Linked DNA regions of Homo sapiens: region 2 is linked to region 1. A link is a loop called in an ENCODE intact Hi-C map of the cell type or tissue named here. Cell type or tissue: OCI-LY7. All regions are shown on one strand. Links, peaks and the distances in the headings refer to the core of each region. The heading gives the core; the rest is flanking DNA.

Region 1 (16,835 bases), core at 5,738-13,737:
TCTAGATAGTGTCTATTATCCCTAATTCTAGACAACATCTTTTTTCCCGCATTTTCTTCTGATCCAGGAAGAGCTTCCTACAGGAATCCCAAACGAATCTCCAAGCTAGCACTTCAGCCTCTTCATCCTGAGACTCCTCATTCTACCTCCTCTGCCTCTACAGTCCCCACATGAACCCACACACTTACTCTCAGAGCTCACTACCTTCAGAGCCAGCATGGCCAAAAATCCCAGGAGAGAGGTTGGCCTGAATGAAGCAGAGCGGAATTCTTGGGGCAGATCTATTCTGGATCCCAAAGAAGTCTCATAGTTGCTCACACTATTTGGGTAAAATGCAAATAGCATGGAAATCCACGTAGATTACAACAAACATTGAACCCTAGACCTTACATAAATATGTTCTTCTTCCAGGACACAATCCTCTAATACTCTATCCATTACTCATTTTCTAAATCCATCACTTATTCAATAAATATTGATTGATCACCTTCTATGTGTCAGGCATTGTGCTTAGTACTGGGAAACATCATCAAAAAAGACATGGCTGGCTGGGCGCAGTGGCTCACTCCTGTAATCCCAGCACTTTGGGAGGCCGAGGAGGGTGGATCACCTGAGGCCAGGTGTTCGAGACCAGCCTAGCCAACATGGTGAAACCTTGTCTATACTAAAATTACAAAAATTAGCCGAGCGTGGTGGCAAGCACCTGTAATCCCAGCTACTCGGGAGGCTGACAGAGGAGAATCGCTTGAGCCTGCGAGGTGGAGGTTGCAGTGAGCCATGGTCGCACCATTGTACTCCAGCCTGGGCAACAACAGTGAAATTCCATCTCAAAAAAAAAAGAAGACATGGTTCCTGCCCCCAGAAGCTTCTAGCCCACAGTAGAATTTAGGCGTACAGTGATGAACTCCTTGTTGTCTATAAAAAAGAGAATTCATGGTGTTTGGAAACCCACGAATTCTTGAAATTCATGAACTTGGAAGCCCCATATTCAGCCTTGAGAAGGCTTCTTGGACAAGTATTGCCAGGGTTGAGATGTAATAAAAAAGTAGGAAAGGCATTCTAGACAGAGCAGACCTCTGAAGAGCTAAAGATAAGTAGAAGCAAGGACCATGAAAGGAATTTCAAATAATTCCATCTTGCTGTAGAGAAGAGACCCTACGGAAAGGACAGGGAAGGAAAGGGTGTGATCTTGGCAGATCTTTTCCTGCTCTGCTCAAGTGGCAGCTGAGCCTATGGGGGCCCTACTCACAAATGACCTCTAGGTCTTGCCTCCTTACCATCCATGCGGACAATACACACCACAAAACGTCCATCACTGATTTATTTAACTACATCTCTCTGAGTTACACTGGATTTCCACAAATGTAGAATTTAATTTGAATTCCTCCCTTTTTCTCTAAAGGAAGAGGAATGACTAGCTGAATGCATGTGGAGCCAGAGATGGTTAAAATTAAGTCAGTTCAGAGACTTTCGGTCAGAAGCCAAGGGAGGTCAGGCAAAGAGATTTGTTTTCCTGAATGCTTGGGTCAGGACTAAACAAAGAGGCAGGAAGGGCAAGTGATTCATGCAGTACTGGCTGTTTCCTGGAGGTCCTGGCTCCCAAGCCTGTGCTCCGATCATTGGTATCTGCTGACACTAGAAAACTGAAAAAGCTTAATTTGAATAAATACACAGAGAGCAGAGAGGGGATGACAAGCAATTAACTCGATTTCTCATTTCTACCTAATTGTCTCCTCATTACCTTAGGAAGGAGTGAGTTTCCATGACTACCTCATGACACAGAGACTCAGTGCAGGTGATGCCAGTGTCAGCTTAGCTGTCTGCAGCACACATTGGCAGAGGCAGAACCAGAGAGTTCGTGCCAAGCACAAGACCTGGGACCTCTTGTTCCACCCACCCTCACCTCAATTAATCACCCCATCTCCATTATTGTGCATTGACTCCTGCTTTGTGTATAGTCTGCAGGGCACTGAGAGGAGTGAGTGGTGGCTACAGGCCTCCAAGGATACATGTGTCCCAGAGAGGGAGCTGGGCTGAACCCAGGGTGGTTCTGACCACCCTGTGGGAAAGAAAATGAACAGAAATGAGTCAAAGACTGGCATTCTAGTGCTAGCACAGACAAGTTACTTTGGGCAAGTGGTTTAACCTCCATGAGCTTCAGTTTCCTCGTGAGTAAAACAGTGACCTGAAGGCCCGATCTTCCTTTTTTTTTTTTTGTATTTTTAGTAGAGATGGGGTTTCACCTTGTTGGTCAGACTGATCTTGAACTCCTGTCCTCAGGTGATCCACCCACCTCATCCTCCCAAAGTGGTGGGATTACAGGCCTGAGCCACCGCGCCCAGCCACAGCCCGATCTTCCTTACTAGTATATTTGAAGATTAGATAAAAATCACATATTAAAAGCTGTCTTAGTCTATTCTTGCTGCTGTAACAAAATACTACAGACTGGGAAATTTATAAATAATGGAAGTTTATTTTCTCACAGTTCTGGAGGCTGGGAAATCTAAGATCAAGGTGCTGGCAGGTTCAGTGTCTGGTGAGGGCCTGGTCTCGGCTTTTAAGATGGCACCTTGTTACTGAGTCCTCCTGAGGGGGTAAACACTGTGTCCTCGTGTGGTAAAATGGCAGAGGGCAAAAGGCACAGGTAGATCCCTGTAGCCCTTTTATAAGAAGCTAATCCCACCCATGAGGGCAAAGCCCTCATGGCCTAATCACTTCCTGAAGGTCCCACCTCTTAATACTGTTGCATTGGAGATTAAGTTTCAGCATGAATTTTGGAGGCAACACAAACATTCAAACCATAGCAGAAGTGTTTTGTCAACTGTAAAGCCCTACCAAATGTAAGAGATTATTATTATCATTGGTACTCTTGTGATTATTATTTTCACCCTAAGCAACTACTCCTATCATATCTGTCTAGTTCACAGCCCACCCAGAGCCTATTTACTTGGCATAGTGTTTTCAATCTCTCACAGAAAATCTGATTTTTCTGTTGTCTTTTATTCCCTATACGTGCCCAGGATACTTGGCTGACTTTGTAGTCTGATTGTTAGAAAAATGGATAGTACCTAACAGGGCACCTTCTCCTGCTTACACAGTGCAGTGCACAAGTATGTTATGCTCTAATACCCAGGCTGATGGTGGCAGATACTTGCTTGCTAAAGACTAACTTGGGTACTGTGTTCCTCTTCCGGCCAGAAAATGAGGAGCAGAACACATCTATTCTTTAAGACTTTCTGTCTTTGTCCCTTGTGAAATCTGAGCCTGACACCCCTTCCTCTTATTCCATCTCTTCCTGCCTGGGTGCAATGCCTTGGATATGGTGTTATTAGTTTCCTAGGGTTGCCATAACAAAATGCCACAAACTGGATGTCTTAAAACAACAGAAACTGATTCTCTCACCGTTCTGGAGGCTAATCACAAGGGCCTACCCTAACGCAATATTACATTATCTTAACTCGATTATATCTGCAAAGTCCCTTTTTCAACACAGGATCAAAGACCAGGCATTCGGACCTCAGCAAATCTTTTTGCCAGATACAATTCAATCCATAAAATATAGTGAGAGTGGTATGACAGGCAAGAGAACTTGGAATTTGGATGACTAGGGGAAATGTGCAAAGGCTGTTTCATTCAGAATACAAGATGTCAGCTTCCAGCATTGGCGTGTAGTCTGTTTGATGGCCTGGGTCAAGTCTATAAACTTACTAAAGCTCAACTTTCTTATCAGTAAATATGGTAAGTCTGGATTCCTAAGGCTATGATAAGACAGGCTAAAAATAATTCTAGAAGGACATGAATTATCTTCTGAGCCCTAAAAACCTGTAAATATGTTTACTAATAAAAAGTAAACCTGTACAAAGACAATCTGTTGCTTCTGTGTCTTAAAAAAAGGAATTTAATAGCAAACTCATTGGAGTTGGGGAAAGTGAAAAAGGAAAATCCTGTATTTATCCTATTTCATGCAGCACCAGTCCAGACTGACTAATAGTGATGGGGGTATTTTTTCTCTTTAAGAAAAACTGATATAATTGAGTCTTTTATTATGCTTGGACAGATTCCCTAAGACTCCATATGAAAGACTTTCAAGAAGCCTGTAATTTATCACAACCTACAATCGTTGGATTTGAAAGTTGGAAGAGACTTGAGCCCAGTCTGCTAGTAATTGCAGAAATTCTCTCTAGAACATCTCTGACCCATGATCATCTAGCTGTATTAAGAAGCTGGCTCACTTCTTCCTAAGACACATGACAGGTCATCCTTTAGAAAATTCCTCTCTTCATTAAACCCAAATCTGCTGCCTTATAAAATCCACCTTTTGGTTCCTATTCTCTCCTCTAGCACAGAAATCTCTATTCTTTCCTCCTCATCGCAGTCTTTGTGGGATTAAAACAGTTCTCCAAAGCTTCCATTGCTTTACCTCTACTTGATGTAATATTTTCTTACACTATCCATCTTGGTTGCTTTTCTTTGGGTGTAACCATGTTATTAGTATGTCTTAAAATACTAGACCCCAGGCCAGGTGCGGTGGCTCACGCCTGTAATCCCAGCACTTTGGAAGGCCAAGGCGGGTGGATCATGAGGTCGGAAGATCGAGACCATCCTGGCTAACATGGTGAAACCCCATCTCTACTAAAAATACAAAAAATTAGTTGGGCGTGGTGGCAGGCACCTGTAGTCCCAGCTACTTGGGAGGCTGAGGCAGGAGAATGGCATGAACTCGGGAGGCGGAGCTGGTAGTGAGCCAAGATAGCGCCATTGCACTCCAGCCGGGGTGACAGAGTGAGACTCCGTCTTAAAATAAAAATACTAGACCTCAAATAGGACACAATCCTCTAAATGTTGTGTAACCAGTTCAGAGTGCCATGAACTCATTATTTCCCATGATTAGAATATTCAGTTTTTAATGACCCAACTCAAATTGCATTGACTTTTTAGGGCTCATTGAAACTCTGAGAAGGAGATTTGCATGGAGAATGGATAAGTTTAATGAGGTACGCCTTAGGGATCAACACCTATAGGAGACTGAAGGAAGTAGATTTCAGCACAGGAAAGAGTTGTACTATAATGCAGTCACACAGAGAACTCAGACAATCCCACAGGGAGCTCTGTAGAGGGCAGGGCATTTATGGCCCCAGACAGTTATTAAATGGGGGCTGCCTCTGGCAGAAGGCATGCTTAGACAAAGAAGCTCTCTTCAATTGAAAACATTTGGCTGTCAACACTCCCAACAACTGGGGGAACAAATTCCTCAGTAAGATCTTGGTAGCACATCACAGCATCCACTGTAGTCTACACTATATGCCACTTGGCTCTAGTTTCTTCAAATAATAAATGCTAGAAACAGCTTTATCAGGAATCTAGCTGGTATCTCTTCCTGGAGAAGGTTAGTGGGACAAACTGTAGTCTCTGTCACAGCAGCTGGTCTTAGAGCCAAAGTAATTCTCATCATCACCCTTTTCTACGATCTATTCCAGATTCTCCTCACTATTGACTAGCACTCTACTGGTCTAGGTGGTTGTATTAGTCAGGGTTTTCCAGAGAAACAGAACTAATAGGATATGTGTAGATATAGATACATGAAAGGAGATTTATAATGGAAATTGGTTCACACAATTATGGAGGCTAAGAAGTCCCACAATACACCATTTGTAAACTGTAAAACCAGAGAAGCTGGTAGCTTAGCTCAGTCCAAGTTCAAAGGCCTGAGAACCAAGAGAGCTGATGGTATAACTCTGGGCCTAAGGCCCAAGGCCGAGAACCTAGGAAACCACGGCTGCAATCCCATAGTTCGAAGGCCAGAGAACCTGGAGTTCTGATGTCCAAGGACAGGAGAATATGAGTGTCCCAGCTCCAGAAGAGAAAGCAAGCAAATTCACCCTTCTTCTGCCTTTTTGTTCTATCTGGATCCCCAGTTGATTGGCTGGTTCCTGCCCATGTTGGGTAAAAAGGAATCTTCCTTACTACTGATTCAAATGCCAATCTCTTCCGGAAATACCTTCACAGACATACCAGAAATAATACTTTACCAGCTATCTGGGTGTCCCTTAATTCAGTCTAGTTGATAACTAAAATTAGCCATCACAGTGGTGGAGTGGCTCTGAGAGACATGGTGACTTTCTCAAGTTATGGTTGCTGCATTTTATCCATTTACCATCAAAATTAGGCAAAGAGATGTAAAGAGACACCTCAGTGAATCACCCAAGTACGAAATGCATTCTTCCATTTTCCCACTGTACAACATTCCTACCTTCTCCTGAAGATCAAGATTTAATTATCCTTTCCATGATGTTGGTTGTTTGTCTCCTGGCATGAGGAGCTCCAAATGACTAGGTGGAAACCATAATTTAGAGCTTAATGGGATTTTTATGCCCTAGAGGACATATGGGAACAAGGATCTTTACCTCAAAAGGTTAAACATAGCATTACTATATGACCCAGCAATTCAATTTCTAGTTATATACCACAAATAATTAAAAAAAGTATTCAAATGAGTACTTATACACAAATATTCATAGAAGCACTATTCACAATAGCCAAAAGGTAGAAAGAATTCAAATATTCATCAATGAATAAACAAACTGTGGTATATACATATAATAGGATATCATTTGGTCATCAAAAGGAATGAAGTTGATACATGCTACAATGTGAATGAACCTTGAAGACACTCACTGTGCTAACGAAAGAAGTCAGACACAAAGGTCACATGTTGTATGACTTCATTTATATGAAATATTCAGAGTAACAGGTAAATCCATAGAGACAGAAAGAAGACTGTGGTGTCCGAGGTTGGGAGAAAAAGGAAAGAGGAGTAACTGTTTGATGGGTACACAGTTTTCTTTTGTGGTGATGAAAATATTTTGGAACTAGATAGAGGTAGTTGTTGTACGATATTGTGAATGTAATAAATGCCACTTAATTGTTCACTTTAAAATAGTTAATTTTATCTATATGAATTTTACCTCAATAGAAAAAATGTTTAAATTATGAAAAGAAATTTAAAATTAAAAAAGAACAGGGACCTCTAACATTCTATGTTCTGAGATTTGAAAACTCAATATGTTAAGATGGCAACTTTCTACAAATTGATATATAGACAACACAATCCCTCTCAAAATTCCACCAGCCTTTTTCATCACGAACTGACAAGCAGATTGTAAAATTTACATAGATGTACAAAAGACCTAGAATAGCCAAAAGACACTGTTTAAAAAGAAAAGTACCTAGAATAGGTAAATCTGTAGAGACAGAAAAGAGATCAGTGATTTTCCATGCGTGGGAAGAAAGGAGTTGGAGAATGTTTAATCCTTGATTTCAAAACTAACTATAAAGCTGCAGTTATCAACAGTATGGTATTTGCAGTAAGAAGACATATAGACCAATGGAACAGAATTGACAGTCCAGAAATAAATCGTTATATTTATGGTCAATTGATTTTCAGCAAAGACAATTCTGGGAAAAGAAGAGCCTTCCAAAATTCATATGTTGAATCTATAACCCCCAATGTGACTGTATTTGGAGTTAAGGCCTATAAGGAAGTAATTAAGGTTAAACTTCCATTAACATAAGCAGTTACTTTAGTCCAATGCAATGTTTGGCAGGATCCTGTTTCAGTGGATCAAATGCTACATAGGCACTGTCTAGCTGAAGTTGTATGAATAGGATAAGTGTCCATTCGTATCAAAATCACAGGGTGGAATCACATGGTGGAAAGGACCCATTTTGTCATTAAGAAGAATAATTTGCCATTAAGAAGCTGGTTGGTCTTCTTGAGGGATGGAGCCATACTGGAGACTCAGTGATGGTATCTGTTGCTGTCAGGCTGGATCTTCAGCAGTGGCAGTAACTAGATCAGCCTTAGCAAGTGAGAGCACGTGTTGTTGGGCCTATAAATAGCTTCCATCACCACCACTGTTTCTCAGTCATGGTTGTTGTACTTATCCATTTATCATCAAAATTAGGCAAGGGAGTATTCTTTTCTGTCGCCATCATGTAAGAGAAGAGCTATCTTCTCCTGATTAAGAAAGTCAATTAGGCCAGTCACTGCGGCTCACACCTGTAATCCCAGCACTTTTGGAGGCCGAGGCCAGCAGATCACCTGAGGTCAGGAGTTAGAGACCAGCCTGGCCAACATGGTGAAACCCCATGTCTACTAAAAATACAAAAATTAGCAGGGCTTGGTGGCAGGTGCCTGTAATCCCAGCTACTTGGGAGGCTGACAGAGGAGAATCACTTGAACCTGGGAGGCAGAGGTTGCAGTGAGCCGAGATGGTGCCATTGCACTCCAGCCTGGGTGACAAGAGTGAAACTCCGTCTCAAAAAAAATAAAAATAAAGTCAATTAGTCTTGTTAGGATGGTGTCTCCATTCCTTACCCATGGTCCATTAATGTGCCTATTGTGCCAGCACTGATAGGAGCTGGCTGACATCAACTGGCTAAGACATTCTACTTCCCAGGTTGTATAGAGTCAACTGTCCAAATAATTCACTACTGCCTATAAGTGATACATATCTTATCTCAGAGTATTTCTCTCGACAAAGGCACCATCTGATGCTTTATCCATTAGGAAGAATTTCTCTCATCCCTAATTTTCTGGGACACGCTAAGGATGTGGTCCTGTTATATAGCAATAGTCTATTTTTAGCTTGCTACTACATTCCAATCTTACCCGTACATAAATCAAACTCAGCTTTTGCCCTCACTTTATGCTGCCGTAAGTGTGAGCTAAGGGTGAGGCATCAGTGCAAATGTGATGGATGACCTAGTAGTCTGGGCCACATATGCGTGCAACTTATTTGTGCTCTCTGGCTCTGCTAATGCCTGATCCCAAACGTATCATTTCCTTCCTTACAATTGTTGGTAGGCCTGCCTGCCTTCATGATTTGGGGGTCTGTCAGAATTCGCAATGGGCAGTCCTTGCTGTGTGGACCCTTGGCATCCCATAGTTGGGTGCTGTGTTCCTACTAGGAACCAGTAGGGCACCAGGAATATTTATCTAAACGTATAGTTCTCTGCTGCAAATTGCTTGTCTTGCTTCTGAATCCTAGGGGTCTATTTGTGTTTGCCTATTGAGGCCTGCCATAAAATGTACACAGCCTTTTTCTATCAATGATACCTCCTATACTGTAGGCTCTACCACATCATGTGACCAAAATCATCATATGACAGAGCAGCTTGCACTACTGCCTGGTCCTGCTGCAGAGCCCTTTCCTGCTCTGGGCTCTCTCCAAATCTGGTAGACTCATGTTTCAGCTGGCGTATGTGCTAGAGTAGTGTCTCTGAGTGTGAAATGTGCTGCTTTCAGAACCAGAAGACGCTTATTGGTGCTGGGTTTCCTTCTTAGTTATGGGAAATGCAAGTTACAATAATTTGTCCTTTACTTTGAAGTGCATGTCTCAGCATTCCCCAGCCTACTGGACCTCTAAAAATTTTACTAATGTGGAAAGTCTCTGAATCTTTATAGTATTTTTTAAAATCTCCCACCCTTTGGAGTATATGTGTCTAGCCAAGGCTTCCAAAGCCCTTGCCAGTTGTTCACTTGGTCTGATTAATATGATGTTACAGATGTAGCAAACTAATGAAAAGTTGTGCAAAATGTCCATGTGGTCCAGCTTCCTTTGGACAGTATTATATCCACAGATGGGAGAATCTGTATAGTCATGAGGCAAGGCAGTAAATGTAAACTTTTGTTCTTCCCAAGTGAATGAATTTCTGATCTTCCTTACTGATAGGGATGGAAATGAACACATAAACACACCAGATTGATGGCCTCATAGTATATACTTGAGGCCATGTTAAAGACATCACATCTGGCACCACAGCTGCAATTAGGGGCTACCACTTAGTTGGCTGTGTGGCAGTCTACTGTCATCCTCCAGGGTCTGGAGGGGACAGACTGATGCATTAGTGGAGACCATCAGCCCTGAATTCTCTAGATCTTCAATGGTCACCCTAATTTCTGTCATGCCATCTACCGTCATTTTTAAAATTTATTATCTTGCCTTGAGGGGAAGTTTCAGAAGCTCCCACTTGGCCTTCCCCGTTACACTAGTTCTCCAGGGTCAAGCACACAACGATGTTCAGCCAACTGCTACATATGTCCATCCCAATTACAAATTGGAATTTACACATTTGGGAACTAAGAAAACGACCCACCATGAGTCACACTTAAGCCAATGTTACATGTACTACCTGGCTCCCATATGACCTCACTTCAACAGGAGGTCCATGATGACATGGGTCCCTAACAAACACAAACTCTGAGTTGGAGATTCACATGCAGAAAGTTTATCGGAACTTGAGGATCAACACTCACGTAGGATAAAGGAAGACTGGGCAGAAGAGGAGTGGGACTCTGAGTCAGTTGTAACAAGGACTTTGGCAGTCCCATAGGGGTCTCTGGATCTGGGATAGCCCTTCAAACTTGTCCTGGCTTTAGGCATACAAAACAGGCTTTTATATGCCCATATTACTGAGTTATAAGAAGTATCTGTCTCCAGGGAGGAGGCACAACCTAAGAGGGATGGTTCTCTTCAGCTGAGAACCAGTCCTGGACAGGGACTTAGCTGAGAGCCACTGGCCATAAGCCACCAACACTCCCCTCAGCTGGGGGAATAACTGCCTTAGTTTTGATGTAAGACTATAGGCAGTAGACTATAACATCTGCTACATGTGCTCAGCTAAAATTCTCAGATGTTTTCCACTAAAGTTATATTAAACCAAGTCTTGAACTTTTGTATTTTTGTTTGTTTGTTTGTTTTGAGACGTAGTCTCGCTCTGTCATGAAGACTGAAATGCAGTGGCGTGTTCTCAGCTCACTGCAACCTCCTCCACCCAGGTTCAAGTGATTCTCCTGCCTCAGCCTCCTGAGTAGCTGGGATTACAGGTGGGTGCCACCACGCCTGGCTAATTTTTGTATTCTTTAGTAGAGACAGGGTTTCACTATGTTAGCCAGGCTGGTCTCGAACTCCTGGCCTCAAGATGATCCCCCCGGCCTCAGCCTCCTAAAGTGCTGAGATTACAGGCATGAGCCACCGTGCCTGGTCTTGAACTTTGGATGTAGATTTTTGGAACCAATGCTGGATCTTGTATTCATCATCTATTCGACTTGTTGGTTTTATCCTAGCATTCCAGCCTGCTTAGTCACTGAATTTTAATTACAATAGCTACTGTCTTAGACTTCCCTTGAGATTTGAATTATCTCCAAATGGAAGAATATATTAAAGGGAATGTTGTCATGTTATTGAAAAAACACTGAGGCCTAAATCCTAAGGGTCAGAGTCAGTGTCATACGCTATTTGTAGGACTTGCACAGAATATCACATACTCTTTCAGCTAAATATATCGTTGTATCAGTTAGAATATGTCTTTGCCCCAAATATCAGAAAACCCTGACTCAGATTTTCTTCAACAATGAGGTTTATTTTACTCACTCATGAAGAAGTCTATATGAAGTATGAGCTTCAGACTGGCAGATTCAGTGGCTTAGCAGAGTCATCATGGATTCAAGCTCTTTCCATCTCCCGTCTGCTAACTCCAGAGGTTTGCTTTGCTCTCGAGCTGGCTCCCCACCCTTCACCTCCATAAGTAATGATGGAGCCATTCTAGGAGTCATATCTGTCACAACAATGCTCAGTAACTGCAGAACCACTCTTCTCCTCATGTAATTTCTTTGCCCAATACTCCCAAAACTCCCCCTTTTATCTTATTAACCAGGTTTAAATCACAGCAGCAATCCATCCTAGCAAGGTGAATGGAATACCATGATTGGCTTAGTCTTGAATTAATCATTTGCAGTGGAATAGATGTCAATGCTTGTTTATTGCTCTCTAGTTGATAGAATCTATTCTGTTCCCCTTTGTGAAAAGTTTTCAGCCTTCAGGCACCTCTCCCATTTGCTGTAATTCCCAACAGATTATCGCTTTTCTTTGGATGTAGCCATGTTATTCGTTTGTCCTAAAATACCAGACCCCAGGCCAGGTGCGGTGGCTCACACCTGTAATCCCAACACTTTGGGAGGCTGAGACGGGTGGATTGCTTGAGGTCAGGAGTTCGAGACCAGCCTGGCCAACATGGTGAAACCCCATCTTTACTAAAAATACAAAAATTAGCCAGGCGCAGTGGTATGTGTGTATAGTCCCAGCTACTCAGGAGGCTGAGGCAGGAGAATCACTTGAACCCGAGAGGCAGAGGTTGCAGTAAGCCAAGATTGCACCCTGCACTCCAGTCTGGGTGACAGAGCAAGACTGTCTCAAAACAAACAAACAAAGAAAAAATTGAAGGTTGTATATCCTTACGTCTCTTTCCTTTGGCTCCTTAATCTGAAAGTTGGCTGTCATTTTCACCATGTGCCCTAGGGAGCCAAGCTGAGTTTCATCTTCTGTTTCCATGGGAAATTCACTCACACAAAGCAATTAACAAGTTTTAGAAGAATTACACAAGATTTGAGCAGAGCAGGGAAGGGGGGTGTGGTAGATCACTGTCTTCCTGGTTTTGTTGCTCCTATACTTGCTTTTCACCATCTTTCTCTCAAATGTGGCCAGGGAGCTCCTAAGTCTTCTCCTATCTTTGAGGCTGAGACTCTGGGGATCTCTGTCCCTTTCCCTAGTGGGATAATATCAGTGTGCTCCTTCTGCGCAAATACAGTCTCTCTCTAAGAGAAATGTCAGTTACAACTACTTTTTGCACCTAGGAGAAGACAGAAGCAAAATGAACACTAAAAAAAAGTAAGCACTGCTGAACTTCTGTTGACATTACACAACCTTACTTCCTCAAAGAGCAGGTTGCTCCATGTTTGTGCTTCTCTTTACTCTAAGTAATGCAGCCTTTAGCGCTTTTTTGTAAAGCTCAGCTTTAGCCTCCTTTATTCTGTTCTTGAAGGTTCATGATAGTCTTTTGTGTTCAAGCTTATCTATAATCCCCTCCCTTTGCTTTCTGTTCATGTCCTTTTCAAAGCCTGAGCTCTGCAGAGAGCTCCCTGTATAACCACCTCCTTCTTTAGCTGTCTCCCCCTTTATCACTGGAATTATTTCCTATTATATTATAATCAGGATTTTATTGTTTAAATCTCCCACCTCTCCCAAGTCATGTTCTTTTAAAGTCTCACATTGCAGAATCACACCTGTGGTAACTACTCTTTTGAAGTGAAGAGTTAATTTGTGATGCAAATAATTACTTCTTTATCTCATTTTCAAAGAGGAATTTTCATAAACTAGGAGCAAATTGTTTCACACCTTTTCCTCCTTTGTCACTTACTCTCCTTCCCCCTTCACTTTCCTTCTGTCCTTTTCCCCTCTGCTTGTTTCCTGCCTCCTTCCAGAATTGGTGTAAACCCCCTGGGTTTCTCTCCCAGGCTCTGCTTTTGTTGAACTGAAATACTTTCTGTTCATGTATTGGAGTGAACCTTTATCATACCAGGCATACTCACCCACCCGCTGCCTCAAGGAAATCTGGTGAGTGAAGGCAAGTGAAGAAAGCACTTTCATAGGGAATTGCCTGTGTCCGTAACCCCTGGCAGCCGGGCTTTTCCGTTTCCTAACTGTCCTGCTTCTATCGCCTTCAATTAAAGTCTACCTTTTTCAGCTGACAAACTCTAAGGAGTAAATGTCTCTATGCCTCTGCTTCCTCAGGAGTAAAATGAGGGCAATTCTCTCTGTCCTGTCTACTTCACAGAACTATTGGGGAAAAAATTAATGTGCAAAGAAATATACATTGGAAAGCATGATTCATATGTAAAAGGATATTCACTGTGTATGCTTAATCATAGGTATGCTGCCTAAAAAATCAAGGACAGGATTTTTGAACATAAAACTGGGCAGGAATGAATTAACTTTAGGGAGGATTTTGAGCTGGGAACTCTGAGTTTTTTAAATCAAAAATTGTCCTATTCCCACCCAAACAAAGAGAAAGGAAAGGCCAAGGAAATGGGTTTTCGAGAGACAGAAATATCACTGTCTTCTTAACTGATTTGTTTCACTTTTGAAAATATAATAAAGACAAAGACATCTGGGAGACCAAGATGGAGGGCGTGGAGACAAGGGCGGGGCTTGCTCAAGAGTTGCAGAGGAAGGTAAAATGAGGACGCAAAGGTTCTGTAGGATAAGCAAAGTTGTTCTATGTGGAGTAGACATAGAAGGGAAGTTTAAAAAATGCCTTATCAGATAAAAATAAATTAAATTGTGCTTTAGGAAAAGAGAGAGAAAAGCTGTGAGATACTTGTTAGAAAGAAACGATTCAATGAGAAGCTAAAAAGAGGAGTAAATCCTTTCAATCAAGAAGAAAACAAAAGCTTGCCTGGTAATCCCACCTCACTGTCTTTCCACTCACAATTATCGCCACGCCCTGAGGAATTGGAAGAGAAATTTCAAAGTTCTTGAAGTATTTGCTTAATAATGTCAATTGATGAGCAACGTCATGGGGATAGAAACCAGAACACGAGTTTTAATTCATGTTAGGGGGAAAAAAAAAAAGAAAAGCCATAGGGAGAACAAATAAATAGCTGGCTTTTGTTGTGCTTCCCTGGTGATTACACAGGTTTGACCAAACTAACTCCCAAAGGGGAGATAGAGAACTAAGAGAGAATTGGAGTACTCACTGGGCAGAAACCCTAAGTTCTGCAACACTAGATGTGGTCCATGAGATAAAAAATGTCAGCTTCCTGGAAGATCATCTCACTTTTGAAAATATTATAAAATATATCAAAAGCTCAGAATACTTAAAAGAATACCTGTATCTAATAGCTTTATCAAACATTAACATTTGGTCATTTCAAATCTTTTAAAAGAAGGGATACTTTACAAATATATGTAAACTCCTATAACATTTTCCTCCTCCCATGCCCATAAGAAATCCCTTTCTGGCATTAAATGTTTACCCCTTTTTTTTTTTTTAAGATGGAGTCTCACTCTGTTGCCCAGGCTGGAGTGCAGTGGCATGATCTTGGCTCACAGCAACCTCTGCCACCAGGGTTCAAGCGATTCTCCTGCCTCAGCCTCCTGAGTAGCTGGGATTACAGGCACCTGCCACCGCGCCCAGCCAATTTTTGTAGTTTTTTTTGTTTTTTTGTTTTTTTGTTTTTTTGTTTTTTCAGTAGAGATGGCATTTCACTATGTTGGTCAGGCTGGTCTCAAACTCCTGATTTCATGATCCACCTGCCTTGGCCTCCCAAAGTGCTGGGATTACAGGTGTGAGCCACTGCGCCCGGCCAAATGTTTACCCCTTTTCATCGTACTTTATGTTTTGTTACATACACATGTATCTCTATAATATTGGATTTCATGCTTTTAAACTTTATATTAAGCACTATTCTTTTTTATGTGAAACTTGCTTTTATCACATAAATTGATATACGTAAGTGTAGTTCATTTATTTATTTTATTTGCTACACAACCATAGTATTTTCCTGTGATATTCATTTACTTTGTTATCAAATCTTTATTGTTTTGAAAAGCTACAATGAATATTTTTGCATAAGTATCCTTGAGCATGTGTGCTGAACATTCTGTAGAACAGGGGTCCCCAGTCCCTCGGCCACGGACCCCTACTGGTCCATGGCCTGTTAGGAATGGGTCTGCACAGCAGGAGGTGAGCAGCAGGCTAGTAAGCATTACTGCCTATCAGATCAGCAAAGGTATTAGATTCTCATAGGAGCACCAACCCTATTGTGAACTGTGCACATGGGGGTGGATCCCTCATGAATGGCTTAGTGCCAAACCCTTGGTGATCAGTGAGTTCCCCTCTCTGAGTTCTGGTTGTTTAAAAGAGTGTGGTACTTCCCCCCATCTCTCTCTGGAGAGGGAGAATCGCTCTGTCACCCAGGTTGCAGTGCAGTGGCGCGATCTCAGCTCACTGCAACCTCTGCCTCCTGCTCAAGCGATTCTCCCGCCTCAGCCACCCAAGCAGGTGGGATTACAAGCGTGCGCCGTCACACCTGGCTAATTTTTGTATTTAGTAGAGACCGGGTTTCATCATGTTGGACAGGCTGGTCTGGAACTCCAGGCCTCAAGTGATCCGCCCTCCTTGGCCTCCCAAAGTGTTGGGATTACAGGCGTAAGCCACCGTGCTGGGCTGTCCCCCCATCTCTCTTGCTCCCTCTCTCACCATATGATGCACTGACTCTGCCTTTACCTTCTTCCATGATTGAAAGATTCCTGAGGCTGTCCCCAGAAGCAGATGCTGGCACCACACTTCTTGTACAGCCTGCGGAAACATGAGCCAAATAAAATCTCTTTTATAAAAAAAAAATTACCCAATCTCAGGTATTCCTTTATAGCAACACGAAAATGGACTAATGCATTCTCCAAAGCAGTTGCATTAATTTACTTTCCCATTCCCAGTATATGAAAGTTCCCATTTATCCACATTGTATTCAATCTTTTAAATTAACTACTTAATTTGCTAATCTAAAGGGTATGATTTGTTCCTAAACACTTTACAGTTTTATTGCCATTGTTGATGATATACCATTATCTATTACAGTTGCAATTTGCTTATTACTGGTATATAGAAATACAATTTTTTTATATTGATCTTGGATCTAGCAGCATTCAATGACTTTCTGATTAACTCATGTAGATTCTCTTAGATTTCCTATGTAGTCAAATATGTTGACTGCAAATAAGGTCTGCTTTGGAATGTCTTTGTAAGTTTTATACCTTCCATTATTTCTCATCTTATTGCATTGTCTCGTAGGTCCAGTAGAATGTAGAATGGTTGTGACAATATAGTGTAATAAAGTTTCATCATTAATGTTTGTAAGATTTTGATAGATACTTTTTGTGCAGTTAAGAGTATTGTCTTCTATCCATAGGTGCTAAGAGTTTGGTTGGTTGTTT
Region 2 (16,835 bases), core at 5,054-13,053, 66 kb before region 1:
TTCCAAATAAGGGAACTGAGGCTCAAAAGACTGATAAACCAGCCAAAGCAAATGCAACAAGTATATAGCAAGGATATAGACAAAACTCCAGTCTTCAACTCCAAGTCTGATGATCTTTCAGCTACTTGCCATTGCTTTTCCTAATGTGTTGGTAATAATCTTACTCTTGATGTGTGCTTAATATAAATAATCCCTTTAAAGATATATTGCACTGATATTAATAGTAGTAAAAGGATCAAACGATATAGGCTGGATTAAAATGTTAAATCAACTGAATAAAAGAGAATTTAGTCATTAAAGATGATAACCATAATATAAAATGTGTACAAATATTATTTATAATTACTTTACATGGTAAAGATAGACTATAAAATTAAGATTTCAACTATGTAAAATATACGTACAAGTGGACAAAGACTAGAATAAAATTTGCAAAATGAAACTGGCATGATTATGTTGTTATTCTTTTTAAAATCATTGTAATGCTGCTATATTATTCTTTGGAGTGTTTCAGGTAATTCCCTTTGACAACATTACTTAGGGTTCATTTTAATCTTAAGTGTAGCCATTTGTCACTTCCTACAGTCTTCCTTGCTAGCAAAAATTCCACATTTTATTCAGGTGTCCCCTCTTTTCCTTTATGACTCAGGAATGTCCTAATAAATCTGTCAGCAGCAGTGCTCCTATTTCCTTTGCTGCTAATTGATTCAAGTATGGACATGTGATGTAAATCTGGCAAATGAAACGTAAAGAGAACTTGCCAAGGGACTTCTGGGAAAGAACTCCCTTAATGTTAAAAACAAGTCTCATTCTCCACCTCTGGATGTTGCACTGAGAATATGAATACGTGTAGCTGGTGCAGCCATATTGTGAACATGAGGCAAGTCAGCCCCAGGATAAGATCTATAAAAGCAGAAGTGTTGAAATGGGGCTGGGTGTGGTGGCTCACGCCTGTAATCCCAGCACTTTAGGAGGCCCAGGCGGGCGGATTACTTGAGGTCAGGAGTTCAAGGCCAGCCTGGGCAACATGGTGAAACCCCATCTCTACTAAAAATACAAAAATTAGCTGGGTGTTGTGGCACACGCCCGTAGTCCCAGCCACTTGAGGGGCTGAGGCACAAGAATCACTTGAACTTGAGGCGGAGGTTGCAGTGAACTGAGATCTCACCATTGCACTCTAGCATGGGTGACAGAGAGAGACTCCATCTCAAAAAAAAAAAAAAAAAAAAAGGGAAAAAAAGAAATGTTGATCCCTAATGAATTCGTGTGAAGCCATCTGCCTCTGGATTTTTTATGTGAGATAATAAACTCTTTATCATTTCATTCAATTGAGAAGGGGTTTTCTGTTATTTGCCAAAGCCCCAGCCGAAATAATAAACTTGATTCTCCAAGTGCACTTGGATACCTATATGGAGAGGGGAGATGCTCAGGTATTTGCTTCTCTTTTTCTCTTCCTAGGGCACAAGGAGCATGATTGTGTTGAATTATCTAGTGTCTCATTTCACGAGTTTGGTCATAATGAATATGAGGCACAATCCATTTGCCTGAGTTACCTGCTATGGTTCTATTAAGTACCCTAATATGACTAGAACCTTATGAACATCAGCACTTTTATATGGCATTTTTAAAACATAAGTAACAGTTTGAGCCAATTTGAGAGAGACATAGGGAAAATAAGATAGACAAGAGGAGAAAATGGACATTTCCAGGGATAGTGAAGCCATTCCAATAAAGCTGAGTTTTTGAACTCCCAAGAGTTCTAGTGATACCAAATGCCCTTCTTGGATAGTAATATTTGTCCCTTTTCAAACCAACTACTTTGTAATAGGCTGTCATTTTGCTTTACTCTGGGAATGACCACATTTCAATCATGGCAGTGCAGTAGGATATCTGAACATCAATGACAAGATTGCAAAGGAGTTGTGGAAGCAACAAAAGCTTCATTGAATTCAAGATTATTCTCATTAACATACAAAGTCCTACAAGTCCTGTCTGCTGGGGAGAACTGAACTTTTGAAGATTAGACAGTGTAACCCACAGAAAATGGATTGCAGATATACTTTATACATGCTGAGTATCTTGAAAAACAAGATATGAAGATAAAGCTGCTCCTTTGTGCTCTAGGGCAGAGATCAAACCATTATAAAGGCACTTAACCAAGAGAAGCACAGTGTGTGAACACACAAACCCCAACTTACGACAAAAATAATGATCGTTTATTTCTAATCTTAGAGAACATTTTTTAGACATTTGCAAAAAAAGAAAAGAAAGAAAACACATGACCTGTTCTTTGATGGAATGTTGTCAACTATGAAAAAGTTAAAGTGCCTCTACTACTCCTCCATCTTATTCCCCATGATACATGTCCCTAAATGCCTAGAATAAAACAGTTGAAACATGTCTCACCCAGTCTAGAGTCTCCAGGCAACTTTTGAGCCTCTAGATCTTCACTTTCTCAGACATTTCTACTTCCATCATAATAACACTTCCATATCTCTCTCATCTTCCATCTTCTATACACACAGTTCTCTGATTTCCAGGGGGAGCACTAAAAGCCAATGGAAAAAAGGGGATGATTTCAGAAATATGGTGGAGTAGGAAGCACCAGGAATCTGTTTCCCCAGCTAGACACAATTGCACTGGCAGAGTCTGCCTGATGTAATTATTTTGGAACTCTGGAATCTATTGAAAGCTTGCAACTTCCAGGAGAAGCCTTGAATGGTAAATTAAGTTTATTTTGGTCATGTCAGCTCTTAGCATAATAGCAATTACTCATTCTCCACTTCCAGCAATGTGGCATACAGCTATGTCTGAATTCTGGGAGCAGCTTGCAGGAGCCAGAGTGGGCAAAAAGAACCTTGTCCTCCAAATAGAGGGGAACTATGGTCTGATAATTGATTGCTCCTTCTGATCACAGAGATTCAGACAAAGGAGTATGCTACCACGGTTGTTGCACCTCCCCCACTGTTATAAGCCCCTCCCTGTCTGGCTGTAGTAACTTCAAGAAGATTTAGAGCCAGGTGCAGTGGCTCATGCCTGTAATCCCAACACTTTGGGAGGCCAAGGTGGGCAGATCACCTGAGGTCGGGAGTTCAAGACCAGCCTCACCAACATGGAGAAACCCTGTCTCTACTAAAAATACAAAATTAACCGGGCATGGTGGCACATGCCTGTAATCCCAGCTGAGATTGGGAAGCTGAGGCAGGAGAATCGCTTCCATTTTTTAAAAATCTACCTTTATTTTTCTATTTCCACCTTTTGGAAGTCAGACATTAAAGACTAGGACATTAAAAAACAATGCATATACAGGGAAAATTAGAAAGTGACTGCACTTACCTAGGGAAAGGTGCAGATTTAGAAAAGAAACCTTAAATTTGCACGTCAGGCTGATCCTTGACACAGAAACAGCACTTAACATTTTTTTAAAGTAGTAAACAAAACACTAACAAAAAAATATGCAAGCCCTGGAGAAGAGGGAGAATCTGATTTACAGAGTTACCACATTATTAACTTCAAATGTCTGTTTTTCAACAAAAAATTACAAGACACCAGCCTGGGCAACATTGTGAGACTCCACTTCTATAAATAAATAAATAAAATAACATTTTCCAGGCATGGTAGCCTGTAGTCCTAGCTACCCAGGAGGCTGAGGGAGGAAGATTGCTTGAGCCCAGGAGTTTGAGGTTACAGTGAGCTATGATCATGCCACTGCACACTAGCCTGGGTGACAGACCAAGCCCATCTCTTAAAAAAAAAATAAAATTACAAGGCACATGAAGAAACAGAAAAGTATGGCACATTCAATTTTTTTTTTAATTAATCAACCAAAACTATTCCTGAAAGAGTCTCAGTGGCAGATCTACTAGACAAAGACTTTAAAACACCTAACTTAAAGTCTCAAAGAACTAAAAGAAGATGTGGGAAAAGTCAAGAAAACAACCTATGAATAAAATGGAAATATTAGCGAAGAGATAGAAACACTAAAAAGAAACCAAAAAGATATTCTGAAGCTGAAAATATAATAACTAAAATTTTAAACTTCACTAGACAGATTTAAAGGCAGATTTAAGCAGGCAAGAAAGAAATCAGCAAACTTGCAGATACAATGAAAATTATCAGTCTGAGGAACAAAAAGAAAAACGATTGAAGAAAAGTGAACAGAGCCTAAAAGACATAGGAGACACCATCAAGTGAACCAACTAACACACTGTGACAGCACCAGAAAGAGAAGGGCTAGATAAAGGGTAAGGAGAATATTTGAAGAAATAATGGCAGAAAAGTTTCTAAATCTGATGAAAGACATAAACATCCAAGAAGCACAATGAACTTCAAGATGAACCCACACCAAGACTCACTATAATCAAACTTCTGAAATATAAGGACAGTGAATTATGAAAGCGCAAAAAAAGAACTGATTCATCATATGCAAGGGCTCTTTGGTAAGAATATTAACAAATTTCTCATGAGAAACTTTGGCCCATCAGGTAGTGGGACAACGTATTCAAAATGCTAAAAGAAAAAAATACCTGTCAACCAAGAATTTTATATCAGAACAATTGTCCTTCAAAAGTGAAGGAGGTCAGTTGCAGTGACTCACACATATAATCCCAACATTTTGGGAGGCCAGGGTGGGCAGATCACTTGAATTCAGGAGTTCGAGACCAGCCTGGCCAACATGGCAATACCCTGTCTTTACTAAAAATGCAAAAAATTAGCCAGATATGGTGACATGCACCTGTAGTCCCAGCTACTTGGGGGACTGAAGCAGGAAAAGAAGGAGAACATAAGACATTGCCAGATAAACAAAAGCTGAGGAGCATTACCACATTACCACTAGACTTTCCCTGCAAGAAATATTCAAGGGAGTCCTACAAGGTGAAATGAAAGGACATTAGACAGTAACTTGAAGCTGTATGAAGAAACAAAGAGCTCAATAAATGCAAGGACCTTTATAAAAGCTAGTAGTATTTTGCTATCTACATAATTTAAGAGACTAATACATTTAAAAGAAAACAATCATTAGTCTAAAAGCTAACATTATTGTAACTTTGGTTTGTGGCTCCATGTTTTGTTTTTTATATAATTTAAGAGACTAACGCATTTAAAATAATTATTAGTTTATGTTTGGTGTTACACAATATATAAAGGTATAATTTTATGACATTAACAACCAAAAAGAGTGAAGAAAGAATAGTAGAGGACCAGATATTTTATGTTATTGAAGTTAGACTGGTATAAACTCCAGTTAGAGTATTATAACTTTAGGATGTTAAATGTAATCTCCACTGCAACCAAAAAGAAATAGTTAAGGAATATAAACAAAAGGAAATAAGAAAGGAGATTAAACATTTCACCACAAAACATCAACTAAACACACACAAAAAAGAGTCATGCAGAGTGAGATGTGGGAAAGCTATAAGGCATATAGAAAACAAATAGCAAACAACAGAAGTAAGTCCTTCTTTATCAGTAATTTCTTTAAATGTAAATGGATTAAACTACCCAATCAAAAAACAGAGATCAGCAGAATGGATAAAAAACACATGATTGCTGGATATACTGTCTACAAGAAACTAACTTTAGATCCAAAGACACACACAAAAATAATAAAAAAGAGAAAAAGAAAACAAAGATACAATAGGTTGAAAGTGAAAAGATGGAAAAGGATATTCATGCAAATAGTAACCAAAAGAGAGCAGGAATGGCTAGACAAATATCAGACAAAAATGAATTTAAGTCAAAAAATTATGAAATAAAAAAGGGTATTATATATTAATAAAATATTTAATACAACAAGAAAATAGAGCAATTTTAAACATTAACATGCCTCATAACAGACGATCAAAATACATGAAGCAAAAACTGGTAGAATTAAAGAGAAAAATATACAATTCTACATTAATAGTTGGAAACTTTAACATTCCACCTTCAATCACAGATAGAACCACCAGACAGAAAATAAGTAAGAAAATAGAGGATATAAACAACACAATAAACCCACTAGACCTAAAAGACATATACAGAACACTCTACCCAACAACAATGATATGCACATTCTTTTCAAGTACACATGGGACATTTTCCAGGATGGGCCATATGTTAGGCCACAAATTGTGTCTCAATAGATTTTAAAAGACAAATGTCATACAAAGTCTTCCCTGATCATAATGGGAGGAAATTAGAAATCAATAACAGAGTAAAACTGGAAAACTCACATATTTGTAGAAATTAAACAACACACTTTTAAAGAATCAGTGGATCAAAGAATAAATTACAATGGAGGCATAATGCTCTTGAGGATGTGAAGATATTGGAACACTCATGCACTATTGATGGGAATGTAAAATGATACAGCTGCTGTGGAAAACAGTATGGTAGTACCTCAAAAAATTAGAAACAGAATTACCACATGAACCAGCAATTCCATTTCTGGATATATATCTAAAAGAGCTGAAAACAGGATCTCAAAAAGATATCTGAACACCTATGTTCATAGCAGTGTCATGCACAATAGCTAAAATGTGAAAGTAATTTAAGTGTCATCCATAGATGAACAGAAAAGCAAAATGTGGTACAATTGAATATTATTCAGCCTTGAAAAGAAAGAAAATTCTGACATATACTTCAATATCAATGAATTTTGAGAACATTATGCTAAGTGAAATAAGCCAGTCTGAAAAAGACAAATATAGTAGGATTCCACTTATATGAGGTACTTAGAGAATCGCTTAAACCTGGTAGGCTGAGGTTGCAGGGAGCCGAGATTGCACCACTGCACTGCAGCCTGGGTGACAGACGGAGACTCTGTCTCAAAAAACAGAAAAAGAAAAAAAGAAAAAATTAGATGATGATGGAGGGTAGTAAAAAACAGGAAGAAAATAGGTCGAAAAGTTAAGATAGAAGTAGAAAAGGGAGGTAACATGCAAGCACACAGAAGGGTAGATGCAGATATAAAAAACCACTATCATTTATTTATTTCCTTCCTTACTATTACTCTGCTACCTATAATGAGTGATTTGGTACAAATCTGATTGATTGAGAAGCCTCCTTCTGTTATTTCCTGCCATTCTCTTGTAGAAAGGAAGAAAGTGGTGCTCAATATTAGATAATAATAAGTGAGTTGAACTATTTTTCTTTCAAGAACTGTATTACAGCAGCAGAATGAATTCAAACATAAAACCTAACACTTTCTCAGATGGTTCTCATCTATCACCAGATCTCATTGGAGAGGAACAGGGGCTAAGGTTGAGAAGAAATAACCATACTACTGGACCACTCACTGCATTTGCCAACTTTCATTTACACTTTTACAACTTGAGGTCTGATTCCAGTGAAAAACATACTGAGAGGCTCTTGTTCAGACCAGATCAGTATCATGCAGTTTAAGATCATCATGATAATCAAATCTTCCAGTTCACAGTAAGGAATGCCAGTTATAATAAGACATGGAAACAAAATGTTCCTTTATTCATATAGGTCCTGCAAATTGCCTCCCCATAATGCTTCATTTAGTCTCCATACTGTCCTAGTGAGTGGGAACTCAGTGGGGGTTTAAAGTGGTGTACTCAATGGTCGGTGCTCAAGGCAAGGTTTCTTGTATCATTCCCTGGAACAGCATTTCAAAGACAAGAAGAGAATAGTCCCACCACAAACTTCACATCAATTTCCTTTCAAACAAAATCACTGAGTAACCATATGTATCAGAAGCCCACCATCTCTCTTCTCTTGCTCTAGACTTGCCACTTCAAGTTGAAAACATAAAGACTTTCCCTGATGAAGGGCCATTGGCTAGTACATGAGAATGTTCCAGCCATGCTATTGAGATGGAGTTTCTGGAAGGAAGATGAAAAAAATGATCTATATTTTTCTTGATTTCTGCCCAGGCATATCTCTTCTGTAGGCATCTTGGAGTTCTTCCCAGAAGGCATATCTCAATGCCAATCATGAATAAGGGTTCCACTTACTTAAAAGAATAAAATTGTTTGTTGTTGTATGAATGGGAAGTGCCAGATAAAAGGAGCAATTGCTAATCTTCACCTATAGTGAAGTCCAGAGAGAAAGGATCACTTCATTTACCCTGCTTCTCTTCTATTTCCACACCAATCCCTCCCCATTCACCACGGGGGTCAAGGAGTCTACCAGAGACAGCTAAGTCAGAACAGAGTTGACTGCCTAGATGTGTGATTTTAGGCATGTCAGTTAATTTTCCTGTCTCTTGTTCCTACACAGAATTAGAGTCTATATCACTCTTTATCTTCCTTTTACTTTTGCCAAAGGAAGGCACTAAAAACATGCTGAGGAATATCTTGCCAGCATTTACAACTGCCCTTGAAGAGAGAATATGTGTTCTCAACACAGAAAGTTAGAAATAGGGTTCTTCCTACTACATTCACGCATTATCAAGATAGCATTATCATTAGGCACAATGTCTTCAAATGTTAAAGAAAATAAACATAGGATACTGAAACGTGAAAACCATGTTGCTGAAAATGAGTGATATGAGGTTCTTAACTCCTTAGAAGGCCTTTGCTTCATTCTGCTCACATAACAGCCTGACATTACTCCCTGCTTTTATATGTCAGACAAGCCAAGTTTTAGCAGTGCATATTCTCTTGGTCCCCTTATCCAAGGGAAGAAAAGCCTTGGAGTTCACATTCAACCCAGGAGTTCTAGTCTTAGGGCATGTTCAATATAGTTATGTCATATAACTAATACATTTATGCCCAATAAGTTATGGGCAACCTTGGATATGGAACCTAACCTCTCTAACCCTCTGTATTAGTTTGCTAGGGATGCCATAACAAAATTCCACAGGCTAGGTGAATTAAACAAGAGAAATTTATTTTTGCACAGTTTTGAAGGGTAGAAATCCAAAATCAACAGGGTGGCAGGTTTGGTTTCTCCTGCAAGACCCCTCTCCTTGGCTTGCAGACAGATGCCATCTTCCTGTGTCCTTTCCTCTGTGTGCACATTTCTGGTGCCTCTTCTTTTTCTTATAGGAAACCAGTCATATTGGATTAGGGCGTACCCTCCAGGCCCCATTTTAACTTAACTCACACTTCAAAGATCTTACATCCAAATACAGTCATGTTCTAAGGTTAGGGCTTCAACACTTGAATTTTGGAATGACACAATTTAGTCCATAACAGCCTCTATAAAGATGGCATCATGAAGACTGATGTAATATAATTTACAGAATGATTTCTAAATCATCTAAATGATTTCTAAATATAATTATATACAAATGTATTATTAATATTATTATTACTGTCATAATTATTATTCTCTCTGACATATTATCAGTCTTTTGGGAAGTTTAAATTTTCTTCTTTTGGAAGACTATACCATAGTGGTTAAGAGAATTAGGTTGTTTAGATCCAAATCTTGGGTCAGCCACTTGTTAGCTGTGTGACTTTCAGACATTATACTAACCTCCATAAGCTTTAATTTTCCTATCCATAAATTAAGGATGGTAAAAAATAGTACCTGCCTTGTAGGGTTGTTGAAAGGATTAAAAGGAGCAATGCATTAAAATGACTGGCTAAAAGTACATGCTCAATAAATGATGGTTGTTATCAATAGCAGTATTTAGACCTTGTTGATGCTGCTGCCTTCTTTCTCAGCCAGCAGAGGTCTCCATCATAGTCAAACAAGAGCTAGCTTCCCTATAACTGCACCGCAGTTGCCAAGCACATCCACTGTTGGCAGAGAAAACAGCCGAAGAATTACCACACTGACCAAACAGAGGAGAAAAAAAAGAGAGAGAGAACAGGAAATGGTTAGGATGCCACAGTAAAATGTAAGATGAACAGGTGACCATAAGTTAGGATTGTTTATGTTCTACTGCTGACTTTCACTGATATTGTCCTTGGTTGCATCTCACTTTAGCTTGTTCCAAACCAGTTTTAAAAAAGGTATCTATGTATATATCACAGAGAAGCAGTAAGAATGAATTGGCAAATATTTATGAAGTCCTCTGAAAACAAGAAGTGCTGCTAAGTAAACATTTAACATTTCTTACAGTATTAAGCTTATTTCATCCTTATTGCCAGTTATACGCCATGCCTCAGTTTTGCTACCTTTGTAATATGTTTCCTTTAACCTTCTTTTCCCAGACAGGCTTACACCTCCAAGTTCAATTATCCTGTCAATTGTGTTTTAAATTGTACTGATTTCCATTAACCAATTGTGGTATCAATTTGATGATCTGTTCCTTCTGAACTAATCATCTTTACACCCACCAAAATCTGGAAAGGCAATTAAACTGAGGAAGGTGAGAGTTATTCAAGAGAAATTAAAGCATAAAGGTAAAAACAGTGGAAAAACTAAGATTAAAAAGAGCACTGAGGAGAAAATATACATGTACTAAAAAGCACAGTATCCGAGCAGATAGAGAGACAAAGAGGAAAAGAGAGCGAGGTAGAAAACGGATACTGCCTATGCCTACTCCATCCCTCTTTCAGCACCAAGGACAGAACCTCTGAGCGGCTGACCCAAGCAACGCTCAGTTTAGGGTCCCTCCCAAATCCTCTAAAGAAAACGGATACATTCGAAAGCAGCTATGAAACATGCACTAAGGTCTAATAGGGAAGCTGGAAAAGCAGCACTCAAGTAATTTCACCTTAGAGGCAAAAATGGGTGATTTCTTTCTGTTCATTTCATAGTTTCTGAGTCCTGAGAAAGGCAAAGTTTGCTTTGCTTGGGTATGTCTGCTGTCAGTAAATGGCTGCAGGAGCCGAAGTGGTAAACTCCTCGGTCTCCAGAAATCAGAAGAAAATTTTAGGGTAAGTAATTTTTCTTTTCGTTTCTAATTTAGGACATAGTATTTTCCTCAAGGTTATTTAATCAGCTTGGGGTTCTGTGGATCTCTAAAAATATGCATTAAAACTCAATATCCACTCTTATTTAAAAACCAAAGCCCTGAGGAAATGGTTTTCTTTTTCTTCTAAGTGGTTGGACAGCAGAAACCTTTTATATTCCTTTTTCTTTTATTTTTTCCCCCAAAATTGTATCCTTGTGGGCTCTAGAAGCTATATCAAGGAAGAATTAAAAGATAGAAAACAAAAAGCTGTTATTATTTCTAGGATTTGTATGGAAGTTGATTGTATTCCTCTTAAGGATTTTACTTAATTGTAAGGGTCTGTTATTTTAAACTCCTCAATTCAGCACCCTGGCAATTCAGAGCTGAAGGTTTGGAGAGGCACTATTTTCAATGGTCTATTTAAAGTCAGGCTGTTTCTAAGTCAGAATCCAATTATTCCCAGCAGAGATATGTAGTACTTGAGATGATGATTGTGTATGTTTCCTTTGATGATGGTATATGATTTTTAGGGTATTGTTATTTAATTGTGAGACTTCCATTACTTGCTGTAGCTTACTGGGGCAACAGAAGTCATTGCAATTAGGTATTTGTTCCAGTTCATGCATTTAGTTTAATTGAATACCATCAAAATACATGCATGAATAATAATGCAGCAATAGCAAAGTGAAACTTGGATTCTAAACTCATTGTGCATGACTATTTCACTTTATAGGTGAAGCCTTTGCTTACTGATACTAAAAGGTCTGTAAAATATCTGTCCTTAGATAAGAGTGAAGAACCACTGCTTGACATGGCATTAGGATGTCTTATAGTCAAGGAGAAGTAGAGACAATGTGAGAAAGATTCTTACTCGGCACTCATTTATTTGTAGTTGAATATTTTCAAGGGTCTGTATGGCTAGCAGTGAGCAAGGGTATTGAGCAAGGAAAATACTGACAGTATCCAAATGGGTGCCTAATATTAAAGCATCCATACAGAAGGCTATTTGTTATGGAATATACATTAAAGCAAATACCGAACAGTTTCTACTCAATATCAGATTCAATTTCTAATGCATTGAAGTTTGTCATCAATTAATATTTGCTTATTGATTGATTTATTTGCTGAGTTCCCCATTTTATCTCTGATTAGAATGGTAGGATGCTCAGTCTCTAGAGGTTGTGAAGGAAAGTGAGTATGCTCTGCTTTACTAGTCAGGTTTAATGAGGGGAAAAAACTGTTATCTTAGCTACTCAGTAACCAGCAATAGTTTTTCTCTGTACATTTACCAACAATGTAAATGTGCCCAAATACATAAATATGCTATGTATTGCAATCCATTTGTGAATCTTTTTCAGGAAAATAGGCAGCAATTTGCAAGAAGAAAGTAGCATAGAAATGCTAAAGACTATCTCTAATAATAATAACAATGTAACTCCCACTGGCTCTATGAGCAGTGTGCACCTGCATTACTTCACCAAGCCTAGTCAGATGATGTGACATGTTCACATACTCTGAACAAGTGAGATTGTAAAATTAGTACCCATTTCACATTTGTCTGCCTCACCCCAAAAAGTGGCATAGTTAAGTGGCATAGTTAAGAACATGAGCTCTGGAATCAGACAAATCTTGGGTTGAATCAACTCCATCATTTACTGGTTTGTGATCTCAGCAAGATATTTAACCTCTCTGTGACTCACCTTTTTTATCTAGAAAACTTGATAGGATAATAGTGCTTACCTTCTTCATCAGGTTGTTGTGAGGTTGAATGATGATAATGCTTATAAATTTTAGCTATAATTATTAATTTTATCAGGCAATATAGCAAGTCCGAATTACAGCCCAGACCAGAAAAGCTCTGGCGACTGGTGGTCAGGAGTCGTCTGAGTAAAAGATTAGATGTAGCAACAGCCAGAGATCTGTGAAATGAGTGAAGATGTGGTCATGGAACCCTGTTACTGAAGCGTTTTGTTCTGGGTTGAGTAAAATCCATCTCAACTCGGGAATGACAGTTTTGTGGGTTTTTTTTTACTTTGAGACAGGATCTTGCTCTGTCACCCAGGCTGGAGTGCAGTGGCACAATTATAGTTCACTGCAGCCTCTAACTCCTGGACTCAAGCAATCTTCCTGCCTCAGTCTTTCGAGTAGCTGGGAATACAGGCACATGGCATCACACGCAGCTAATTTTTCTTTTCTTTTATTTTTGCAAAGATGGAGTCTCACTATGTTGCCCAGGCTGATCTCAAACTCCTGGCCTCAAGTGATCCTTCCATCTCAGCCTCCCAAAGTGCTGGGATTACAGGAATGAGCCCCCAAGCAGGGCTGGGAATGACTAACGTCAACTTCCATGCTGCTATAAGTATTAAAATGCATGTAAAGTACTCATACTTGCCACACAGTAGTAGCCCAGATGTAGTTGTCTTCATCTTCATTTGTTTTCTTACAGAAAGAGAACAAATAATTAAAACTCTGTAAGTCTTAATGAGGTGCTAAGGAGGAACCCCACGAATGTTTCAGGAAGACTGTTATTCAGCACTGAGGGATTGAACATCAGCAAAGCAGGACAAATGTCATAACTGATGGGGACCTGACAACTCTCTGTTCCCCTGCCTTTTTAAATAGGTTATGCACTCACTCTAAGAGATGCCAGAACAAACTATAAAGACCAAGATAAATCAATACTTTGTAAGGCATTTAAAAGCTCATTAAAATGTGTAAGTAGTGTTATATGTAATGAATCTTAAAAGACTGACGCCAAGAGTAATCTTCTATTTCTCTGCCTTCTCTATTCTTTTACCTCCTATCCACTTTTAACTCCTAACACTGTTTGCTGGACTTTTTCCTCTGCCAAGAGGTTTGACAGCTACCTAAAAATAGTATAGCTGAATGCCAGTGGCTAATTATACAAAGGGAAACCCTCAACTCTGAAAATCAATTCTGAGCCTGATGTTGGAATCACAGTTGCATGGATTTCTGATTTCATATTTATTTTTTCCACATCTGATCTTAGATCCTTTATAGCAGAAGGTGGGTTAAACCGTGATTGTTCAGGTAGTTTCTGATGAGTTGTGGATGTGGGAGATGAAAGCAAAAATGAGTGAGATGCTAGATTACTCTCTGTCTCTCAGCTAATTGTTTCAACTTCCTCCCTGCTTAGATTTTGTAAGCATGAATGCCATCATGAATATCGTCCTGAATGTTTAAGCATGTCATCATGAATGTTGACATGATGACATTAAGAATGTCTTCATGAATGTTTAAGCATGAATGCCACCATGAATGTCAGTCATCATTTCCAAGTTCACTAGATACTTTACAATTGCAGCTTATTTAACTCTTCACCTATTCCCACTTTCCTCTTAACAATAAAAGCAACTATATTTCTAGTGCTATGTGCCAGACATTATGCTAGAGTGATGATTCTTCATGGGGAGAGCAATTTGCACCCCCGCTCCAGGATATGTGGCAATGTCTAGAAGCATTTTTTATTGTCCCAACTTGTGGGGAGGGGTATGCTACTGGCATCTAGTGGGTATATGTAAAGGATGCTGTTAAACCCCCCACAATGCACAGGACAACCTCCTCAACAAAGAATTATTCAGCCCAAATTGTCAGTAGTGCCAAACTTCATGTATATAATCTCATTTAGTCTTCATAATAACCTTATGGAATGGATATGATTATCTCCATTTTGCTGATGAGGAAACCAGCCTATCATTGTAAATTACTTAGAGAGTGATTGAGTTAATGAATTCTCTAGGCTCTTTGCTTCTTCTTACCTGAGACCCGTTTCCTATCTGTTAGCATATCTAACAGAGGGGAAAAGAAAGAAGAAAGCCCAGCTCAGTTCTGTGTTATATAAGCAACTCTGGTTTGAAAAAAAAAAAAAAAATCTAAGCAGGGAGGAAGTTGAAACAATTAGCTGAGGGATAGAGAGTAATCTAGCATCTCACTCATCTTTGCTTTCATCTCCCACATCCACAACTCATCAGAAACTACCTGAACAATCACGGTTTAACCCACCTGCTGCTATAAAGGATCTAAGATCAGATGTGGAAAAAATAAATATGAAATCAGAAATCCATGCAACTGTGATTCCAACATCAGGCTCAGAATTGATTTTCAGAGTTGAGGGTTTCCCTTCGTATAATTAGCCACTGGCATTCAGCTATACTATTTTTAGGTAGCTGTCAAACCTCTTGGCAGAGTAAAAAGTCCAGCAAAAGAGTAACAAGTATCCTAAGGTTTTATGCCTCCCTCTTACGTGGCAGGTGAGAGGAGGCTAAGACATTATTCACCAGTTGCAGACCCCAGAAAAGAGGGATTCTGGCCACTGTGTTCCAAAGTGGCCCAGTTGTGAAAGGGAAGACATTTGGGCCTCAGCCTGCCTTAAAAGTGGGAATATCCTTGAACAATCAGAAAGCATTGTATTTTTCCAAAAGCTCTTGGCAGCAGCGGTGCTATCTCCAGGGTAGCGGCTGCCCTCCTCTGAATAATGAGAAAATTATAATTATTATCAAGAATTATTATTATGTTTTAAAATACATTGAGTGCAAACAGTGTGCCAAGATAAAGGACAATTTTTTTAAACAATTCTCTAAATTCATTCCAAGTTTGTCACCCTTTCCCAAGTATTTGTTCATTTTAACTCTTTCATATTTCAGGCTGAAACATTTCAAAGTGAGGTACAAAATGACAGCCATGATTAGGCCGGTCTCCTAATCAAGGGAGAGCTACAGATACCTGGCTTGAGGGCAAATTCTGGCCACCAAGTCAGCCTCTACTTTTGCCAAGGCCTGAAGAGAGAGTTCCCATAAAGGTCTATATGTACCATGCTTAAATATTTTAAAGTTGTAACCAACAAGCCATTGAGTAAAATGTTTCATCCTCCCACCTTGACAAATACACCTTCGTAACAACATGGAAGGCCAAGTTTGAATTTAAGATTCCTGGACCTTTCAAAATTCCATACAAAATGTGATCATACAGGAGAAGCTGGGCCCCCACCCCTAATCTGCTTCAGGGACCCTGGCCTCTTCTCTCCCAACCTCAGGCTACATAGAATCTATTTGTCTGAGCTCTAACTGAAAGCCACCACTTGGCCCCAGGAACCCTACACATTTATGGCACAGTCTCCCGTCAGAGTGAGAGATTTAGAATGAGACCCGTGATGTCTTGGAAACAGGCTCTGAGCAGTTGGGTAGAGAATTCCCTGAGTGTGGTCTAGACAGGGTTGTAAACTTAGTGGACCTTCTCCTTGGCACTGTGGGAGGTTACAACATCATTCTATAGAGGTTAGAGGCATAACCAGTAGAGGGTGCCTTAGTCCTTTTGGGCTGCTATCACAAAATACCATAAACTGAGTAGTTTATAAACAACAGATATCTATTTTTGACAGTTCTGAAGGCTGGGAAGTCCAAGATCAAGGCACCAGAAGATTCAGTGTCTGGTGAGGGCCTGCTTTCTGGTTCATAGATGGCTGTCTTTTCACTATGTCTTCCCATGGTGAAAGAGATTAGCTAGCTCTCTGGGTCTCTTTTATAAAAGCACTAATCTTATTCATGAGGGCTCTGTCCTCATAACCTAATCACCTCTCAAAGACCCCCACCTCCTAATACCATCATATTGGGAATTAGGATTTCTACATATGAATTTAGGGAGACACAAACACCGAGACCACAGCAGAAGACCAGAGTGGACTCCTCTATAGCACCTCCTCTAGAGCTTGGGGCAAGAGTCACTTTTGCTTGGGTTTCAGGGTTACTCCCTAAGTCACAGGCCTTATGTCTTCCCCTAGCCTTCAGAACTGTGAGACAACAAATTTCTGCTCTTTATAAATTACCCAGACTCAGGTGTTCTGTTATAGCAACCCAAAATGGACTAAGATAGATGGGTTTCATTATTCCCACATTTTACATGGGAAGAATCTGGAGCTCAGAGAGGTAAAGTAATATGCATAAGGTCCCAGAGTTAGGAAGCAGCAGAGCTGGGATTGTAATCCTGCAACAGCTTCCCATCTCACTCAGAGTCCAAG

The links. Hi-C counts contacts between places; a loop is a spot of excess contacts. Peaks named below come from ENCODE experiments on the same cell type or tissue, not always from the same donor. Only the 100,000 strongest peaks of a DNase experiment are listed, where the experiment ranks them.
Region 2: a loop joins it to region 1, with 2.4 times the contacts of the local background. A loop is called at or near these places in 1 of 110 quality-filtered maps.

Annotation. Positions count from the first base shown.
Region 1 is chr3:114,107,222-114,124,056 of GRCh38, reverse strand. No RefSeq gene overlaps it. Among named protein-coding and RNA genes, the nearest start is that of QTRT2, 59 kb to the right of the region's middle. RefSeq lists an enhancer at 12,637-13,138. In OCI-LY7, for the core only: no CTCF peak of the experiment used is centred there; no DNase peak of the experiment used is centred there.
Region 2 is chr3:114,172,606-114,189,440 of GRCh38, reverse strand. It overlaps DRD3 (dopamine receptor D3), which reads left to right and starts at 10,389. Exons shown (of 7, transcript NM_000796.6): 1 at 10,389-10,784. In OCI-LY7, for the core only: a CTCF peak has its summit at 9,635 (motif pointing right); a DNase peak (open chromatin) is centred at 9,660.